2 separate regions of the Mus musculus genome follow, and region 1 is linked to region 2. The links are chromatin contacts, found by Hi-C or POLR2A ChIA-PET in ENCODE. All regions are on one chromosome and are shown on one strand. Each heading gives the region's core, a stretch centred on a gene start or an enhancer-like site at or near the end of the contact. The rest is flanking DNA. Distances are from core to core; before and after follow the strand shown.

The links. Hi-C counts contacts between places; a loop is a spot of excess contacts on that map. ChIA-PET counts read pairs that join two places held with the same protein, here RNA polymerase II (POLR2A).
Region 1: a map of mouse embryonic stem cell shows a loop between it and region 2 (2.8-fold over the local background). The contact joins the promoter of Tead4 here to the promoter of 9330102E08Rik in region 2. A Hi-C loop is called at or near these places in 2 of 37 maps with a recorded cell type or tissue (mouse embryonic stem cell and mouse trophoblast stem cell). POLR2A ChIA-PET finds 5 or more read pairs at or near these places in 1 of 5 experiments (embryonic stem cell).

The regions. Positions count from the first base shown.
Region 1 is chr6:128,298,929-128,302,517 of GRCm38, forward strand. Tead4 (TEA domain family member 4) reads right to left here and starts at 1,885. Exons shown (of 12, transcript NM_011567.2): 1 at 1,367-1,885.
Region 2 is chr6:128,181,148-128,185,126 of GRCm38, forward strand. 9330102E08Rik (RIKEN cDNA 9330102E08 gene) reads right to left here and starts at 2,656. Exons shown (of 3, transcript NR_077223.1): 1 at 1,590-2,656; 2 at 766-932.

The sequences.
Region 1 (3,589 bases), core at 635-3,134, 120 kb after region 2:
CGAGGGGGAAACTGAGGCAGAGGATCATCCAGTTTGGACCCAGTCTGGGTTCCAGAGCAAGACCCTGGCTATTGAGGAATGAGAGATTGTCTCCCCCTCATTGCTTCAAGGTTCCCACAGGTAGCACTGACTCCCCTGTCCTTGAAGACAACTTAGAAACACTACCAACCACTCAACAAATAGTATCCAAAGTGGTCAACTAAGCCTGGTAAATCCGACCTGTCATCCCAGCACTTAGAAGGCTGAGGTGAGACTGCTGTGAGTTCAAGGCCTCCTTGGTCTTTTGCTTCTGTCTCAGGAAAAAAAAAAAAAGTGGCAGGAGAATGAAAGCCACCTCTTACTAAGGTGGACGTATCATGCCAGCCTAAACTGCAGGAAACTTCTGTCTCAAAAGGAAACAACCTAACAAGCTCTTCTCCTTTTAGGGGGTCCACCCCCATAAACATGACCATCCTAGCCCCTAAGGGCAAACAAAGATCTCAGCTTTGCTTAGCCTACCAGCAGTTCCCTAAGGATTTTGCCAGAACAGGATCCACACTCCCTCACAGAGACAGCTGCCTGGAAGGGGGCAGGTGTAGGCAGCTTCCTGCCAGCAATGCTCAACCCAGCAGGGATGGCAAGAGGGGCACCTCCAACTACTACTGTCAAATTCTCCCTGAACACAAAGAACTTGGAGACATTGTCCCCTGCCGCGGTTCTTCAGGAAGAAGTCAGAGCCAGAACCAACATCCTCAGAGCGAGGACTTGGAGAGGAGAGTCCTGGAGAGGAGGCATCGCACACCCACGCCCACTCCGACACTCGGGATTTCAGACAAGCACCTTCTTCAAGTAGCGATGCACACAGGGTCGCGTTTAGCACAAACAAATCCTCCTCCTGGAAGCAAGGTGAGTCACTGCGCACAGATATCTCTTCCTCGGGAACACCCAAAACTTAAGGATGCTGGCGCAGTAATACCTATCTTTGAACTCACTCACTGAATCGGACGGAGTGTGGGTGTGCCTGGAGCCCCCTGACACGTGTGTGCACCGCGGCGCGCGCCCCTGGGCTGCCTGCTAGAGTATAGTGCCTTGGAGTTTGGGAACTCCGGTCCATCACTCCCATCACTTCTCACCGTGGGGAGCAACGGCGTCTCAAACCCTGGGGACCTCTGCACAAGGTCCAGGCAATACACCTCCCTTATGGGCTCTCTTCTCCAGGCAGAAAAGTAGAAAAGGGCCTGGCTGAGGCTCGTTAGTCTCAACTTCAGCCGAGCGACCCTGCTCTGTCCAGCCCCTAGACTCCACCGCCCGCACGTGCCCCACTGGCCCCCTAGTGTTGCCCGGGACCACGCGGGACGCGGGTGTCCTCCGAACTCAGCAGCCTTACCGGTCCCAGGGTTCGGGAGGCGGGGTGGGAGAGCTCGGCCGGCTGCGGCAGGTCCACGCGGGGCGCCAAGTCTTCCAGCCGCGGCGACCGCTGCGGGGCCCCGAGCGCGTAGCTGAGGCCGGTCCCCACCCCCGGGACTGGAGTTTGCAGAGGAGCCCGGCAGGAATGCACGGAATGGGCGCTGGAATGAGACGCGCGCGGCTGGGGAGGGAGCGGAGGGAGTGGCGCTGCCACCCGCACCTTTGGGAGGAGACCGGGCCAGAGAGAGGCTGGGCTCCACGGCTGGGCGGAGCCCGGGAACCGCGGGCGGCCACGGGACAGGACACGGCGGAGACACCCGGGAACCCCGCGGACCCCTCGGCGCCTCTCGCCGCTCGCACCCACACCCCTTGACTCTGATCTACCGATTTCCCGCTCTCATCCAGCTCCCCACACCCCCGGGTTGCGTTGAGTCCTAACTGTCTCTCCACCACCTCCAGCCGAAAACCGTCCCCTCCGCCGGGGTGGGGCGCGCCTCGCTGCGCTCCTGGAGTACGCGGACAGGAGCAGGAAGGGCTGTTCCCTTCCCCGAGGCTGCTACGGAGGACACTCGCTCCGGGAGCAGGAAGCAGGAACTCCCGGCTCTGCTCCCAGATCCGCCACCGCTTTCCCTCGCCAGCCCTCCCCAACATCAGTCTTTCAGTTCTTTCCTTGTCCCTTGGGATCTGCAGAACTGTCACTTCTCAAAGAGCAGGAAAGGAGAGACCAGTCATGGGTCTACCGGATGCTGGGAGAAATAATAAAGATTAGGTCCCAGCAGTGGTTCATAGAGAGCTGGAACTTAGCTGGTTACCCAAGGTACAGGACAGAGTCGCCATGAAGTTAGAAGTCTGAGTTTTAAAGAAGGGTGCCAGATCAATTTAGGAGAAACACGTGAGCTCGGGCTGCGAGTCTTTAGAACCATTTGGCTTAAATCAGTTACTACCTAGCTCCCGCATTCACCTTGTCACTTTGAGAAACTTAAAATCAAAGAAAAGCCTTCACTATTCCCCAAAATCAAACAATCTCTGAAGCACTAGCATTAAGCTTTTATTGGTGTGGCTCTCCCAGCCAGAGCTGGTGAAACAAACTCGGGCCAGCAGTAAATCTCCAGAATTATCTTATCGTTTGCTCAACGCTAACAACGCAAGATGGAGATACACATACTACATGAGGGTAGGGTAGCACGGGGAGACGCTGAAAGAAAGTATTATAAATGTCAGGGTTGTGACCGAGAGAGGCGATCTAAAGAGTCCACGGAAATGCCAGCATCACCACGGGACTGAGTATCTATCCAGCCTCGCAAAGCGAGGACTTTGAAGGATGCAGCCCTCATTTGGATGTATAACTTCTGGTGAGCTTATTAAATGGTGAGTCATAACAAAGCCTGGTCACATCCCATTCACATGAAAAGAACATTGCAAGGCAGCAAGCGTATCTGTGAGCGTGAAGTACAGACTGTCCCACCACTTAATTGGACACTCCTTCATTGAACCTGGTACCAAGCTCAGTGCAGAAACAGACCCCTGCCTTCAAGAGGTTCACTGTCGAAGCCAGACAGTAGTTCATTATTGCAAATCCACATGAATTTGAGAACAAAACCAACAGAATTAATTCAAGGCACTGGGGTGACTTTCCCCAGTTTAATGTCTACTCCCTGTGTGTGCTAGGCAATGCTCTACCAGTGTGCTATGGCCCCAGCCTTGATTCCTTTTGGTTTCTGAGACTGAGTCTACTGAGTTAATCAGGCTGACCTTGAACTCTCTCAGCTGCTCTGGCCTCAGCCTTAGGAATAGCTGGAATTCCATTACAGGTCTCTGCTACCAGGTCTGCGGGGTGACCTTGATCCAGCTCTTGATGGAAACCTGAGTTCACCAACCGCTGTTTCAGGAAGGTTTGGTGTGAAAATAAGAGCTAGTAGGTGCTACACACCAGTGGGGGTCCACATGTGAAACGACAGCAGGACCTGAAAACCAGCATGAACCAAAGACTAAGAGAGGTGAGCCCCAGACTGTGAGGCTCATACAAGCTATACTGAAGATGTGGCCGTCATCAAGGCCACGCAGACTCAGGACTCACTTTCTTGATTCTATCATTAGACCCTCTGATGACAGTATTGCATGCATATGGAGACCCCTGTCCTGTCCTAAATACAAGAAGTGACCCTGTGACTGAATAGAGGCTCAGGATCCAGAAATGAAGATA
Region 2 (3,979 bases), core at 1,406-3,905:
TGTCAGACACAGCCGATGTTCACTCAGGGGCCTGAAAGACTTCCTGCTCTTATTGGCTATTGGCCTGGCCTCCCCTTTATGCCTGTTCTGTGTGTTCTAGGCCCTGGAAAGACGCTGTGATGATGATTCTATGCCTCCTGGTCTTAAAGCCACACAACCCTACCCAGGAGTAAGGGGAGGAGAGCAGAACAGGCTACAGCATGGATGGGATGCTTGGGGTAGACACGGTATCTCCCTTTAGGAGGACTGGCCTGCAGCAGTGACAGGAAGCAACCGTCAGCTACACTATTCATTTCCAAGGTCAGTCTAGCGCAACACTTCAAGAAGAACACTGGAGGGACGACTAAGGACCAGCAACAGACAGGGAAGACAAGGCTCAGCTGGCATGCTCTGTGCCAGCTCCCTTCCTGCTCCCACTGCTCCTGATCCCAGCAATCCTGCCTCCTTTGTCCTGTTTCCTGCTCCTGCCTGGATGCCATAGGAACCACCAGAGACCCTGGGCTAAGAGCATGCACCTCAGTCGAGGAATGCTAGCTAGCTAGGCTAGCATGGAGGTGCTAGGTTCCACCCCAGTGCAAAGAGAAAGAATAAGTAGGGAGAATAAGACAGGGAGAGGAAGAAAATCACCCAAAGGAAGACCTCCACCCACCCACAGTGCTCCAACCTTGGCCCCATTCCCGCAGTGGGTTCCTGTGTGGGCCCCTCTTCTGGTTGCCTCAGCTAGGAAACAATGCTCCCTTTCCACAATCCCAGTGCAGGGCTTACCCAGCGTTTCATGAAGATCAAATCATTGGCAAATCTCAGTTTGAACAGTTCCTTGAGGCCACCCATCTCGGAGTTGGTGATAGATCTGGTAGGTGTCCATGACTTCCACACAGTGCTAACTGTAGCTTGGGCTTGATTGGCTGATATGCTTTACAGGTGCTGTGTTACTGCGGACAGAAGGGTAGTTCGTATGAGAGTGATACCCAGAGGGTATCAGGGTAGAGACAGCTCTAGCGCCCACCCCATTTATGGCCTGGGACAAATTACTTCACCTTTATTCACCACCTTTCCCTTCAGGAAAAAGAGATAGGAAAGGTTTGCTTTCACACAGGATTTTCTGAGTAAATGTGTATTTGATTAATAAAGACATCAGTTTAAAACCTACGTTAGAGAACATAAGAACATCCCTTTGTGCATGCTTCCCACCTCCACATGCTACTCTGGTCTTTTCAGATGACTCTCCATCCTCAGGATCCTAGTCACTGAAGGGGACAAACCAGGGCCAGCCTGCTCTACCCTGCTGGTGTCCCAGAAGACATGGATCAGATGTTAGGAGCTCCTTAGCTTTCTATAGGCAAAAGCTAGAGCAGAGTGAAGGAAAGGGGGACCAGGGATGGGAAGAAGGGACATTAGAACGAGGGGGGAACATAAGGGACATGGGAGGAGCCTACGAGCTGAGAGAGAAGAGGGAAGCTTGTAGACAGAAGGTAGGACAGGCAAGAGGAGGCTGGTGAGGACCAAGGAGGCTACAATACACTCTAAAGAAGAACAGGCAAGAAGCTAAAGGAGAGGAGAAGGCCCAGCCTGCAGGATTGAGCACCTACCCAGTCCAGGTCACGCTGGTGCTCCAGGAAGCAAAAACAAAGTCCAGGGTCCAGGACTTGGAGTTGGCCGCACTGTTGCCCTGACACTGGTGTGCCAGATGTGTAGAGAAATCCTGAAGCAGACTCACATCCGACACAGGTGAGACAAGCACTTGGCATCTGGAGTCCCATCTTTGAGTGCTCAGCTATGTCAGTGAGAGCACTGACTGACGGGTCTAAGCACAGGCTGGGGCATTTGGGAGCAGCCTGTAGTGACAAGTGCTCACACCATCATTCAACGGGCCCAAACTCAAGGGAGATGTGTTCTGCAGGGTCTCAGGTCACCTGTCCTGGAGAGCAAGCTGGCCTGTCACTAAGGAATGGCTAACCTTGAGGCTCTCCTAGTCCACGGAGGAAGACGGTGCAGTGAAACAATCTTCACAACTCTGCAGGGACTCTGGGAGGAAATTTCCTGGATGGCTGGGCTTTCCCTCAGATCCATAGACTGTCAGCTGCCACACAGGACGGTGGAGCCAATGCTGACGAAGCGGATCCTCAGTACAACAGAGGAGCTCTTGGTGCTCCCGGGGCTCGTCAGGAAGGTGAGACTTGAAAGCAGCATGAAGTTAAAGGACAAGTCCTGGGTGGACACAGGGAAAGGCTAGCCTAAGCCTGCAACTAGCAAGAGTCAGTGCCAGGAACCTAGCTATGTGTGGCTGGAGAGGTAGAGAAGGGCAAAGGTGGGCTGCTGGCAAGAACCAAGAGTGCAGAGCCAGACAAGTATGCAGGCCTGACACGACAGCTTCTATCCTCAAGTCATGGGATTGAAGCCTGGCTGGGAAATGGCCAGCACTCATTTGTTGATTTTATGAACTTGTAGTATCAGGGATGGAACCCAAGGCCTTGGCATGCATCCAGGCAAGCTTCCTATCACTGGGTCATCACCAGGCTACTTTTGCATTTTTGTGCACTCCTGCCCTCGTTTGGGATACAGCACATTACAAGCCTGGACTTGGGAATTTTTCAAGTGAAAAGTGAGCCAGGCCATGAAGTAAAGAGGAAATGAAAAGACACATTTTTCACCACTTGGTGGCATCAGCCTGTGAGGAGAACTGTGGATCACCCAGGTTTTTCTTCCTCAAGTCTGGTGGCCTCTAGCATTCTGCACAGAAGCCGTGGACACAGCCCAGGGTAAATAAAAGGCAGAGGAGACCAAGAAAGAACAGTCCAGGAGAGAAGCCAGCCATGCTGAACACACAGCCCATGCTGAGGGCATCCATTGATCCTTTCCTTCCTTCCTTTAGCCCCAGGGCACCGAGGAAGGTGTGCAGAGTGTGAGAACCCACAAGGATAGCAGATACAGCTGGCCTAGAACAAACAGGAACGGCAAAGAAGACTACCTCGGCTAGACAGAGGTCTGCAGAGCCCTGGGTGGGCAAACAGTGGGCACCTAACCTGGGTGGGGGCAGGTGAGAGGATCCATGGCCCAGGAGCAGCGGCCACAGCCCAGAGGCCGAGCAGGGAGCACAGGAGGCTGAGGCTCAGGAGTCAGGCAGATCCACTGCAGAGCTCAGAGCTCACCAACAGGAACCACGCTGCCTAGAAGCATCTTAAGGCTGGGAATAGCATGGCCAGAGAAGCATAGCTTTGGGAATCACAGGGAGCCAGTGAAGAGGAGACTGCAGTATTCCAGGCAAGAATTAGGTGGATCTGAGTGCAGACTGCATCAGCATGGACAGAGGGAAGAGAACAGAAAAGAGGACAGGGACATGAGGAATGGACCCAACTCAGAGATGCTCCATATGGGGGTGAAGGAAGCAGAGAGGAGGCACCAGGGGTGCCAGGAAAGCCTGAGGGGCCACAACCAGAATGGTATGGCTGGTCTCTCCCCAAGGAAGGGTGAAAACCCTGGCCTGGACTGCAGCGTGGAAAGAGATGAGGAAGCCTCCTGAGAGAAGCTCTCACAGAGCCAGTCCTTCTGAATGTGTCCATGCGTGCATGCAATGTACTGCAAGGCTTCCTTCATGTCCCTGCTGTGATCACTGCAGGTGGAACAGGGGTAAACAAATTTCAGTGTTGCCCAACTATGTTCTGAGGCCTAGTGCTTCTATCTACTAGCCTGTGGTCTTAGCCACATAGAGTCTCAATCTGGCTCAGATTTATTGCAAGATATTCTTCAAGGAAGCAATGTTTTGGATCCTGAGAGGTACTGAGAACAGTGGCAAGATCCTGAGAGCAAGAGTGGGTGCTTCCTGCTTTGCCTTCCACCACCATAGTCCTTAGGCCAACGTGCATCCTTTCCCTGCATATGCACTGGTTGCCATGAAACTTCAGTAAATACTGGCCATGTGAACCATACAGGGATTTCCAGCCTTCCCTGCTTCTCACCCTACACTCTCTGCTCAGCCCAG